3 separate regions of the Homo sapiens genome follow, and regions 2 and 3 are each linked to region 1. Evidence: chromatin contacts called from ENCODE Hi-C or POLR2A ChIA-PET data. All regions are on one chromosome and are shown on one strand. The core of a region is the stretch at or near the end of the contact, and the rest is flanking DNA. Distances in the headings are between cores, read along the strand shown.

The links. Hi-C counts contacts between places; a loop is a spot of excess contacts on that map. ChIA-PET counts read pairs that join two places held with the same protein, here RNA polymerase II (POLR2A). Pooled maps may share reads with other maps.
Region 2: a pooled map shows a loop between it and region 1 (10-fold over the local background). The contact joins the enhancer-like site here to the promoter of GSDME in region 1. A Hi-C loop is called at or near these places in 10 of 50 pooled maps. POLR2A ChIA-PET finds 5 or more read pairs at or near these places in 2 of 52 experiments (Panc1 and activated CD4-positive, alpha-beta T cell).
Region 3: a pooled map shows a loop between it and region 1 (2.4-fold over the local background). The contact joins the enhancer-like site here to the promoter of GSDME in region 1. A Hi-C loop is called at or near these places in 8 of 50 pooled maps. POLR2A ChIA-PET finds 5 or more read pairs at or near these places in 3 of 52 experiments (H1, OCI-LY7 and endothelial cell of umbilical vein).

Annotation. Positions count from the first base shown.
Region 1 is chr7:24,755,327-24,759,471 of GRCh38, forward strand. It overlaps GSDME (gasdermin E), which reads right to left and starts at 2,138. Exons shown (of 10, transcript NM_001127453.2): 1 at 2,070-2,138. LOC124901820 (translation initiation factor IF-2-like) reads right to left here. Exons shown (of 3, transcript XM_047421177.1): 2 at 2,336-2,611; 3 at 998-2,243. The coding sequence ends at 1,530. RefSeq lists silencers at 1,688-1,737, 1,748-2,327, 3,138-3,287 and an enhancer at 2,408-2,637.
Region 2 is chr7:25,026,418-25,030,733 of GRCh38, forward strand. No RefSeq gene overlaps it. Among named protein-coding and RNA genes, the nearest start is that of OSBPL3, 48 kb to the left of the region's middle. RefSeq lists an enhancer at 2,401-2,902. Within about 2 kb of position 2,359, at least 9 of the 41 ENCODE cell types and tissues checked have a DNase peak (open chromatin) inside an H3K27ac peak, as active enhancers do; they include Panc1, where a contact is called at or near this core.
Region 3 is chr7:25,071,019-25,075,277 of GRCh38, forward strand. No RefSeq gene overlaps it. Among named protein-coding and RNA genes, the nearest start is that of CYCS, 52 kb to the right of the region's middle. Within about 2 kb of position 2,578, at least 2 of the 41 ENCODE cell types and tissues checked have a DNase peak (open chromatin) inside an H3K27ac peak, as active enhancers do.

The DNA of each region.
Region 1 (4,145 bases), core at 888-3,387:
CCTAATGAGTGACTGCTGCTTCCTGACCAATCACAGCTATAGCCTCTCTCTGGCCTTCTCTCATTTTTGACGAGATTTACGAGGATACTCAATCACAGAACTTCCCCTGCTTCCCTGACCACATCCAATTCAGAGCAAAGCCCTCTTTCCCCAAATCACCTACTACATGCCCAAATCCTCTGTCCTTTCTAACACCTCTTATTGAGACATCTCAGGGTTCCCCATGGTGTCCCTCACTTTAAGGAGAAATAAACCAACTTATTGAACTGACAGTGTGTTCCTGGAGGTCTTTGACTGGAGGGGATTGAACATCACATAGAGAATCAGTGCTGAGCCAAGATTCCACCCGAGGTCCACCTGACTCCAAAGCCTGTGCCCTTGACCACTCTACTCTGCTGGCTCCCTGTTCAGCTTTTTTTCTGTTCTAATGTGGGCCTCATATGACTCATTCTGTAACATAAGAAAGTGCCCTTGAAAAAGGTAAACCTCAGTTACGGTGGAAACAGAAATCATTGCTATGGAACATGTGTCATTTCCTTTCTATCTGGGGAGACGAAACATGGCTGTACTTGTCTACTTGTCTCATTGTTAGCAATTTCAGCATACTTTGAATTAGTTTTAGTTTTCTAGATAGCAAAGTGCAATTGGGTCTATTAAATTAGAACAGAGGTGGCATCTTTTATCTTCCTATCCCTACAGCCCAGTACCTGAGCTCATTTTTAATGAGAAGACAAATTAATATTTCATCATTTCTTTCTAAAATAAAAATCGGTATGTGAACGCAATGATGGTCATAAGACAGGCAGGAGCTCGAAAGGAGAAGGAGAGTGAGGCGCCAAAGGCTTTGGGGAAGTGGAGTGGGTAACAGAGGGCAGTCTGGGTAAGAATAGAGAAGATGCGGTGTGGTGGCAGGCACCTGCGGTCTCAGCTACGGGTGTATGGGAGGATCCCTTGAGCCCAGGAATTCAAGGCTGCAGTGAGCTAGGATAGTGCCACTGCACTCCAGCCTTGGTGACAGAGCGAGACCCTCTCTCAACAATAACAAAGAACCTAGCCAAGGGACCGTGGCTAGGGGGTTGGGCCCTTTCTCTCTCAGATCTACCTAATGGTCTGGGCTCAACTTCTCCTTTAGAAAAAGAGCTTGGTGGTGGTAGATTGTGAAGACAATTAATTTCACTCTTCAGCTGCTTCTCCAACCCCACAGCACTCCTTTCATTCCACTTGGACTTGCCCCACCTGCCTGCGTCTCGAGGACAGCGACCGCAAGCCATCCATCCCTTTCATTATCCCATTCACTATTCTGGACAGAGTAGACTCTGGAGGAGTGGGTGGTCGGTGTGTTCAGTCCACAACCAGCGCTTTTCTAAGAGGTGCCCTCTAGTCTTTCCCCTCGGGGTGCAGACGGCAAGCGGCTCTGGAAAGGGTCAGAGGTCCTCAAATGGAGACCAAAGGAAGCCACGCGGGCAGCTCTTGAGAGCCATTCCAGCGCATGCCAGGCACACCGAGTGGGGCTTGGCCTCCTCCCCAAGCTAGGAGCTCTCTAGATACCGGAGCAAAGTGGAGGGGGACTTTTTTCCGTCCAGAGAGACTGAACTCCGTATCTGTTCCGCGGTCCGCCTCCCTGCACACACGCCCCCGAGCCGGGAGAGCCTCCGCAGCACCCAGAGAAGAGACCGGAACACAAAGGATGAACGAATGGGGAGGGGGGGTTTGGGGGGTTGGGAGAACGAAAATACCAGCTGCGCTTCCAACATCCAAGGAAGGAAGTGGCAGCGGGGACGGGGAGAGGATGGGAAGGGGATGCTGACTGCGAGTTGGGGCGGGACGCGGTGATGGGAGGGGACCGGGCCGGGAATGCGGGAGGCGAGGGGAGCGACGGGACCTGCCGTTCCGGCGGCCGGGCAGCCAATCGATTCGTCTCCCCTAGGAAGGAGCGAGGGGAGGGTGGCCCAGAGAGAAAGCGCCGCGCGGCCTCGGCTGCCCCCGGCCCGGGACACCCAAACAGACCAAAGAGGATCCGGAGTGGAGCCCGGAGCGGATCCCGCAGCCCGCGCCCGCCGCGCACTTACCCGCGCGCCCGCTGCTGGGTCCCCGGCAGCCGCGCCCCCTGCGCTGGCGGAGTCGGAGGAGCCTGCGCTGGGCCGGCGGGGGGCGGGCGCTTGGGGAGGGCGGAGAGAGGGCCCGCCCGCCGGGACCTTTGCTCGGTCCGGGCGCCCCAGAGCCGCGGGACTGGCCGCCGGAGGCTGCGGGAGGGGCCCGGGCCAGACCTCCCAGAAGCCCCAGAGAGAGCCGCTTCCCCTCCTTCGTGTGACTCTCTGGGAGCCGGGTTGCTGACGGCCCAGCGCTCAGCCGGAGTCCCCGCGCGCTTTTCGGGACTCACCCGGGAGATGTCGGGGCCTCTCGGGAAGAGTGGGCTGCGCCTGCCTTCCGCGGCCGCCTCGCCTCTTCGCTGCGCGGGACCGTGGGGTTTGAGAGCGGCGCCTCCTCGCGGGGCCGAACCCGCCACCCACAGTGGAGTGTGGACTGACACCGCGGCCTCACGGTTCAACCAGGAAAGTCCAAGGCCTGTCCAGCCTGTGGGAGCCCCTAATGCCCGTGCCTGGAGTAGTATCTGGGTGTGTGGTGCGACAGTGCCCACACTTAGGCCTGCCGCTAATCAGTGATTCATTCCTGTAAACTCCACTCTAAGCTCCTTGAGGGCAAAACCAGGCGCTCTCACACACTGGGTGCTCAACGAATACTGAACGAGGGAATCTCAGCATAGCTGGTGCTCAAACATTGCTTTCTGATGAACTGACTTAAATATTAGCTCTTTTTGTAACATTAGGACCAGCTGAAACCGATTAACCATTACTTAAGTTGTTACAGCGAGGCAGAGCCAAAATCTCCCGGGCGTGTGCAAGAGGGAAAGCTTTCTAATTGTGAACACCGCGCGCCCCGCAGAAGGCTGCATTGGCATCACCTGGGACTGGTTAGAAATGCCAAAAACGCCTGACCCGCTCCCAGGTCCAGAAGACAGATTTAAGCTTTGCCTCTTGTCTCCTTGCCAGTTGACTGGCAATAGAAGTTTTTCTTTTCTCAAAAGCCTGTGCCACAGTTTGGTTTCTGTGTGCCTCAGGTTACGAGCCCATTGCTCAGTGACACTTTCAGTCAGTGTATCGTCTTCACTGTGCAATGCTCTCTACTAAGCTGAGAGCAAAGAGTAAGAGAAAATGAAATTTCTGCCCTGCGAGAGCTCACACAGTATGGAGTTGTGTGGCTGTCTTAAAGGCTGTTCGGGGAGGGCAGGTAGAGAAGCCCGGCAGCGCTTTCCCTTGGGCCCCGCTATGCTTTAAACATATCTCTAGATTGCAATTATCCACCTCACTGTAAAGCCTTTCCTGACTATCCAAATTAAAAGTGCTGCCCACCCACCCACGGGAACACCTCCTAGTTCCTCCTCTGCTTTATTTTTCTCTTTGCACTCACCACCATCTGATAGACTGTGTGCCTCTTATTTCATGTATTATCCTCTCCTGTAAAATGTCAGCAGCATGAGGGCAGCTGGTCTGTTTTGTTCCCTATGCCCAGCACCTAGTTTAGGATTTGACACATGGTAGCTATCCAGTAAATAATTGTTGAATTAAGAAATGAATCCTTTTGTTTGTTTCTCCACCTAGACTGTGGGGCAGTACACATCCTTGCAGTACCCAGCGCAAAATAAGTGCACAATTAGTGGTTATTGGATGAAGAAGTGGTTCGAAATGGTCCATGGTGGTAGGCCCCTGATTTGCTAATGTGATGAGATGTTGGACGAAAGAAAGAATCCCAGCCCTGTCAAGAGACTTTTCATGTATGCTATTGGTTCTCTATCATTATAAAATTATACGGTGATGATTCTGGCTTGTTGCCAGAGATTATTGCATCCCCCGCTAGGGTACTGACCTTAAGAATATCCTCATAAACAGCATACTCATCAGGTTCCCACCCCAAAAAGCCCCAGTCCTCTATCTAGATAGTTACCACTTGTAATTCAGAGTGGGTGAACTTTTTGATGCAACAGTTACTAAGTGGCTTCAAATTCTGTCACTTTTTTTTTTGTCCTGCCTAGTCTTTTAATTAAATGCCCGAGGAAGATAGTAATAATATCAGCTGCTATTATTTAT
Region 2 (4,316 bases), core at 1,109-3,608, 270 kb after region 1:
GGAGCTCATGCTGATCCTATTAGAGTTTGCTCCTCCTGTCACAAACAGCCCTAGAGGCCACTTCCTCACCTCATTTAGGTCTCAATTCTAATGTCACTCAGAGATACCTACCCTGACAACCTCATCTAAAATAGTCTCTAAATTCTTTCTTGTATACTTACTATAAATATTAAGTTTCTAGGCTTTACATATTTATTTATTTTTACTAAAACTTATTGCTACTAGAATTTATATTGCATGTTTATTTGTATACTTTTTTATCTACCTCCCCCCGTCCCCACCAGAATATAAGCTCTTTGAGGTCTGGGATCACCTTTCTTATCCATTGCTGTATTTTCAGTGCACTGACTAGAACTGCACCTGGCATATGGAAGATATCCATAAGTGTTTGTTTCATCAGTTCATTAAGCCTAGATCAATGCCATTTTCATGGCCTTATAATATTTGATCACAAACCTAGGAACACTCAGAAAAATCCTACTGGAGTAATCTCAGCAGTCTGGGAGGCTGAGGTGGGTGGATCACTTGAGGCCAGGAGTTCGAGACCAGCCTGGCCAACATGAGGAAACCCTGTCTCTATTAAAAATACAAAAATTAGCTGGGCATGGTGGCACACACCTGTAGTCCCAGCTACTTGGGAGGCTGAAGCATGAGAATTGCCTGAACCTGGGAGGCGGAGGTTGCAATGAGCCAAGATGGTGCCACTGCACTCTAGCCTGGGTGCCAGAGCGAGACTCTGTCTCAAGGGAAAAAAAAAGGAATGAAAACAACCTCTGAAGAATGTCCGTGAAACTTAGTTTCTCATCCTGCAGAGAAGATAGATGTCTGCTGGCTATTCTTCTGGACTGAAAGGATGTAGACAGTTGAGGCAATGTGCTCTGATCCAGCATTTATCAGAACAAAACAAAATACGTGTACATTCATTTCTAGTTGTTCTTTCACAGTTTTTCTGGCCTGGGAAAACAAAGCTTCAGTGACAGTCAAAACGCTTTTGTTCCTATGATATCACACTTTAAATTGCAAATGGTATCTACCTTGTTCTTGGCTTCATGTTATTTTCTGGGTCTGTTTTAAAAGATTGTTCACTGTGTTCATGCTCACTGTGTCCAGTCGGCCTGAGATGGTCTGGCTTGCTGAGAGTAGCCTGTCCCCACAGCTGTATGGGAGGAGAGCTGCTAGGACCTCAAAATGTCCAAATAGTGGCACTCACAGGAAGTCAGGAAGGGCGAGCTGAGGGAGGAAGCAGAGGAAATGGGATGTGCTCCCATCTGAGCCTGACTAGGATCTCTCAGTTTATAATTTTGAAACCCGACTATCAAACAGAGGGTTACTTTAGCTGTGGCTTTCAGACCCTGGTCCCCGTGTAGCCATGTCAATGGTAGCCCCTGACTAGCTACCCTGACACGCCTGCTATTTCATCCGTTGCTTTTAACAATGGGCTAATGAAAGGATGCAAGTAGCCGGAGAGTTAGCACCAGTCCATAACCAACACTGAAAAAATGGAACTGAAGAATTTAATAATAATATTAATTTGTGCTTGTATGTTACTCTTTCATGTTAACTTCTTCACTTTCATAGCACTTAATTTTAATCGATAAGAAACTCACTGTGATTTGGTGGCTGAGTGTGGTTGTTCAGCTAGTGAGTAGTAAGGTCTGGACTCAAACTCAGATCTCTTGACTGCAAGATCAGGGCTCTTTCCACCGCAGCTGCCTCCCTATGTCTGCATTCAAAGAATGGCTTGCTATACAATTTATTTTCGTGATTATGTTACATTGCCAAATAAGCACGGTCTTTTAGAGTCACAAATTCAGAGAAAGCTAAAGATAAATCAGCAGCCTGAAAAAGACAGTTGATAGTCTTTATTTGGTAAATCACAACACGAAGCCAGACCTTGACCCAAATTTGATGGTAGCCTTGTTTCTAATGAGGGCCCTGTCTGATGCAAGTGAAAAATGCAGTAACTCAGATTTATAGGCAGCCATCTCCATGCCTGGGGAGGCAGTGCCTGGAGCCTTCTCATCTGGCTTGCTGAGTCAAAGTCACTAAGTCTTTCTGCTCCAGAAACCACAAAAGTCACTTTGTTCTTTGACTTAGTCCTGCCAAAATTCAAAACTTGGTGAAATCGTTGAAATGGCCAGCCAGATGCCATTCCTTCACCAGACTCCCGATAGAAAATGACGTCGTGAAAAAATGACGTCGTGAGTTCAGCAACTCCCTAGCTAATTCCTGAGATTTCAAAGGCATTAGTAATTAATTCCACTTCTCCCTTCCTTCCACTAGCCACTCATGTCAAATAAGGGGAGTCAATGTTTGCTTGAATTACGCAGATAATTGCTTATTCTTTCCACTTGCCTAGGCGTGTTCTGAAAGCCTAGATAACAATTACCACAGGAAGTGGTGACTTTCCATCTCACCTCTTTGCTTTGTTTATCATTTTAAAAAATGAACTGTGATCAGACAGATATTCCAATGCCCAGGGGCTGAGATGTGTAAACAGAGAAGATGGTAGAAGGGAAGGGCCCTGAGCTTGCTCAGAAAGTTACAGGTGGAAGAAAGGCCTTGGGGAGAGTAAGAAAGCATAAAGACATCTCTTTAACCTTCCTTTTAAAGTCTTAAAGTTTGTGATGCAGCAATTAAACTTCTGAGAATTTACCTTTATGTCAGTCAGGGTCTAACCTGGAAAAGAGAAAGCTCTCTGAGTGTTCAGAGCAGAGATCAATGCAGGGAAGTGGTTGCTAGGGTAAGGGGTGCACCCCAGAGCTGAGCACCACCAAGAAGCCCTCTAGCTGCTGGGCTGAGGGGACCTGGGTGACAGGTGGTGTCATCAGAGCTGGGACCTTGATGGGCCTGCCTGGCAGTGGTGAGACCAGTGGGGAGAGACATGGCTGCTGGAGCCTGAGCTTCTCCCCGCCCCCCTAGCCAGTCTCCCATTGCACAAACCCAGCTGGAAACCAAGGGACTCAGGGCCCTGAAAAGCCCAGCCTGCATGGGGTCACACAGCCCTGTGACATAAGGCAGAACTGGGGGAGGGCAAGAAATGGATCCAAGAGCTCACCGGCCCAAGGAAGCAACCTAAAAAGAAATCATCAATAAGTAAATGTTTGTGAATGGATAGAAAAAGTCACAGATTCTTGTACCTAAAGACTAAGTTTGGATTTAAGATAAGTGAGATAACGAGAAATCATTCCAGAAAAAGAAGTCCTGGAAAATATATCAGGCGAAGGATAGGTGGAATAAAAGCTAGAGTTAGGAGAAGTAAAAATAGACTATGTACTTGTTAAATGATAAGACGGAGAGAAACAACCCGAGTCAAAGTAGATAAAACATGCCACGACAAACTGCAAATTACAGCTCAAGTTCTCACAAATGAGTTGGACCTCATTTATAAGGGGAGAGTGTCAAAATAATTCCCTGTGAGATGTGACATGGGACGAAGCAGTGACAAAGAATCACAGAAGACAAACCTTTATCTTGAGGTCTTACCACACACTCAGGCACAAATTCGGTGTGCTGAGAGGCTGGAGTCCATGTCCTGATAGGTGATGGGGAATAAAGGATGAAATTGACAAAGAAACAGTGACACGAGGTCACAGTAAAGCTGTGGTATAGGCCTTTGAGGGCATGAACAGAATAAGATCAAAAAGCAACAGGAAACTTGAAGAGAGGATTCCCAAAGGAAAACCCAATTTTTATTTTGCCAAGAAAAGCCTAAACAAACAAAAGCTATATATCGCTGAAGAAATAGGAGAACAACAACAAAAAAAAAAATCCCAGAATAAAGCCAGGTCTTTACGTTGAATTCATTTAGATAAAATAAAACTCATTACATTGTCCTATTTTTCTCTATGTGTTACAAAGTGGTATTCGGTAAGCACTGGATTTTATGACCCCTGAATTTCTTCCTAGTCCTAAGATTCTACGATCTTGGCCTGTTTCGTTAAAGCGGTTGTGGTTCTGTGTCGGGCATTAGGTGAAGAGACTATTAGGGTTAAGAGCAGATTTTAATTTAATTGATATCCAACCAGATGATCGACTTGTCACCAATCGCCACTGAAGAACTGTATTGATAATGGGAAAATTAATCTCCTTAACAGTAGGAAGGAGGAAATGTGTTGGCCACACTCTCATCCCCAATGACCCTTCACCATGTTTGTACCAGATGAAATTGACTTTCTTTGGCTGAAGCTCTTTGGACACACTTAGCATCTAACCCAAGAGCAAACAATCTCTAAATTGGTCCGAAATTTAGGGAGTGGCCTGGTGCAAGAAATACCATCCATACAGAGACGAGGGAGCTAAACAGACTCTAGCTC
Region 3 (4,259 bases), core at 1,328-3,827, 320 kb after region 1:
CTTTTCTGACAATAGCTTGATGCTACAGAGGGTTCTCAAAAATCTGCAATTCCCCAGATGTGACAACTAATCCAATCCCATTAGTGTCAGGCACATCATATTCTCAGTCTTTATTTTAAAAAATGAAAAGAATAAACCATACAAATAGATGAAAACATCCAAAATAATAGAGGAGGAAGCTCACACAGCTGAAAAAAAAGTTTCTTTCTTGAAGTATTATCCAAAATAATATAATAAAACATTTTCATACATATGAGAATATTACAGGGATTAGAAGATAAATAGGCTGGGCATGGTCGCTCATACCTGTAATCCCAGCACTTTGGAAGGCTAAGGCAGGCAGATTGCTTGAGCCCAGGAGTTCAAGACCAGCCTGGGCAACATGGCAAAATCCCATCTCTACAAAAAATACAAAAAAATTAGGTGGGCATGGTGGTGTGCACCTGTTGTCCCAGCTACTTGGGAGGCTGAGGCAGGAGGATCACTTGAGCCCAGGAGGTCGAGGCTACTGTGAGCCAAGATTGCACCACTGCACTCCAGCCTGGGAAATGGAAGTGAGACCCTATCTCAAAACGAAAAGAAGACGAATAAAGTTCATGGGTTAGACTTGCAAATCAATTTTCCAGTTGGATTCTGATACAAATAAAGCATGAAGAAAAGAGCGAGTAAATTTCTAGATTTGCAGTAGTTTGGATTTGTGTTTGTGAAAATATAATTATATCCTATTCTAACCTGGTATGTAGTTTTATATTAGCTTTATTCTTGGCATGTTTAATATACAGGGAAATATTTGTTCTTCCCTTTGGAAACTGTGCATTGTCTAGGCTCTATAGGACACCCCTCTGAGGGTTATCTGATTTCGAGTATGTGGAAGCCATTTTGTAACTCTGTACATTGTAGATTATTGGTATTGGTAGCAACGCAGAATACTTCTTATCTATGGACAAGCAAATTCTGTCCTGTATAGTAGAGGTTCAACTGGCTTCCTTCTTCCACAGAGGAAGAGGACAGTTTTACTTCCATCTGAACAGTCATTTCAATATTCCTGATCTGTAAATATGTCTGTTTTTCAACTTCTCCCTTAAACTGCTTACAATCTCTGTACCAGTTTCCCCATTAATATACAGTTTAATTTTTACATATGAATTTATGTTGTGATTCTATCCTACTTTGAAAATTATCTTTTAAAAATGGTAATTTTTGAAAGTATCAAAATAATTATAAAGTTCTTACCTACTACTTCTATTTTATATTGCCTCACTATATATACATATATACACACACATATGTACACACACACACATATACACACATATATATACACACTATACACACACACACACACACACACACACACATATATATATATATATTTTTTTTTTTTTTTGAGACAGAGTCTTGCTCTGTCGCCCAGGCTGGAGTGCAGTGGCATGTTCTCGGCTCACTGCAACCTCTACCTCCCAGGTTCAAGTGATTCTCCTGCCTCAACTTCCCAAGTAGCTGGGATTACAAGCATGTGCCACCATGCCCGGCTAATTTTTGTATTTTTAGTAGAGACAGGGTTTCACCATGTTGGCCAGGCTGGTCTCGAACTCCTGGCCTCAAGTGATTCCCCCCACCTCAGCCCTCCCAAAATAAAATTCTGCTGGGATTACAGGCGTGAGCCACCGTGCCCGGCCTGTCTCACTATATTTTATATAGCTTTTAAGTTGCCTTGAACTTCCTGAAATAAGTTGAGGTATAAATGAGTAAATATCCAGTGCTTAATAATCAAAATGTCTAGGCAATCTCTAAGGTTCTCACATTGATAGTCTATGATATTCTATGCATCTGGGAATAGGCAGGTCAGAAGTAAAGCTTCTTGTCTCATATACCTTTTTAAAAATTGTGGTAAAATATACATAACAAAGTTTGCCATTTTAATCCTTTTTAAGGCATACACTTTTTAAAAAGGTATAATATGAGAGCTCCTTGAGAATATACAACTGAACCAAGAAAAATCGATGTCTTAGCCATGTCTCAAGTTTGGAATTTGACCCACCTGGGCCTTAGTTTGTTGTTGGGTCTTCACCAGCTGGCCTGTTTTCACAATTTGGAACAAAGCGCATTAATAATATGCCCTACTTGTATAGACAGCATGGATTACCCCACTTCCTACTGTCACTCTTGGTAACCACAAATTCTTGATTTAAGTAAATTTTTGAAAAGGAAATTCAGTGATGAAATTCCTTGTAATTCTCATGCTACCTGTGATTATAGTTAAGCAGGGCAGAAAAAAAAAGTAATCTACTTAATACAGGAGACTCATGATATATGCTGACTTTGACAGTCTTTGATTTAGGAAGTTGGGGAAAAAGGGGGAGAAGAAACTAGTTTGAAATTGGCTAGGGTTTTTAATCATTTATATAACTCAAGACAGAAAAAAGTCTGAGTGGTTTTATAAGAGAGTTTACAGAGGTTGCTTTCTTTTTCAGTCAAAAGGAATGAAAAAAATGCTTTATATTTATTTAGTATTTAAATGGCTCACTAGTGGTAAACACGAGGCTGCTCTTGGCTGGAGGCAGCCAGGCTGGGGAGCTTGGCCACCTTGAACTCTGAGTTCCCTTGGAAAGCAGAGGGCATCAAAGTATCAGCACACTTGTAACCATTCACAGCGAGTGAGTCAGGAAGCCCTATTTTGGCTCTGCAGTGTGGTTGACAGCATAGACTTTAGAATGTTCAGATTTATAGCATACTATTTTTTCCTTTCCTGCTGCTCAACTGTGAAGCCAATGGCACATTTTTTTTTTTTTTTGAGATGGAGTCTTGCTCTGTCATCAGGCTGGAGTGCAGTGACATGATCTCGGCTCACTGCAACCTCCGCCTCCCAGGTTCAAGTGATTCTCCTGCCTCGACCTCCCAAGTAGCTGAGATTACAGGCACCCGCCACCACGCCTGGTTAAGTTTTATATTTTTAGTAGAGATGGTGTTTCACCATATTGGCCAGGATGGTCTCGATCTCTTGACCTCGTGATCCGCCTGCTTCGGCCTCCTGAATTGTTGGGATTACAGGCGTGAGCTACTGCACCTGAACGATATCACATATTTTTGGTCTTTCTTATGGCAGTACCCTTCTTCATGGCACCACACCTGGCTAGCATGGTATCAATTTTTGCATTATTAGAGTAGATTCAACTACTATAATAAACAGAACCAAGATGTAACAGCCAAAAAAAAAAAAAAAATCGAGTTTCTGATGCTTATATCAGTCCAGCAGGGTATTCCAGGATGGTGGGGCTCTCCTCCATGGATGACTAAAGGACTCAGGTTCTTCTGTCTGCTGGCTCTATTACTGGGTCCTGATCAACAGTGCAACTGTCTAAACTGTCTTCTGCACAGCACCAGCGTTATCTTCTTTAGGCATACTTTGATTACAAACTATACAGAATATTTATGAACGATACAGAATATTCAGCAGGGATTTCAGATAATATGGAGGCTACATAATAATATAGAAAATTTTCATAATAAGAGGATATTATGGGTGCTTTTTTCTTCAAAATGTTTTTTTCAATCAAATCAGAAAAATTAAAATTAGCATCAAACAAAGGTGAGCTTGTAAGAATACATTGAGACATCTTTTCAGATTAAGTTCAGAAGTCCTCTTTTTTACCTTATATGAAATTACATACCAAATGATTAATTTAAAAATTAGAATGACCGTGAATTTACCCTATGCTGTATATTGTACTTGGTGCTATGAACGCAGAAATACTAAGACAGAGTCCTCAGCCTAAAGGAGTTTAATAAGGAAACCTGTTAGCTTACTCAGATTTTTCAAGTTTGATTAACGAGGAACAATTTTCACATGGAGAAAAAGTTGTCAAAACTTCCAAGTGTCCATTTCACTCACCTACCTCCCAACTCACCTTTTCCTAAGAGAGATTCCCAGCTTCACCCCACAATGGGGTGAAGACGCATTGAGGACAGAGACCTCCCTGATCTATCTCTAATGCTTTGGCCTCGTCATAGGTACAACGAATCTCTGAATTCTGTGACAAGCCTGGTGGCATCTAGCTGAAACAAACACAGAAAGAAATGTACAACTAGATCTGACAGAAGAATATCGTTTACTCATCTTCCCCTTTTTCCTACAACAGGTTGGCTTCCCTAGTCTGTCCTATTTGACAGCGTAGAGGATCATTTTTTATTCTGATAGCACTTGTAAGTTCAGGGGGTCCCCAAGACTATCCTTGGGTTTGACAATTCACTGGAAGCAC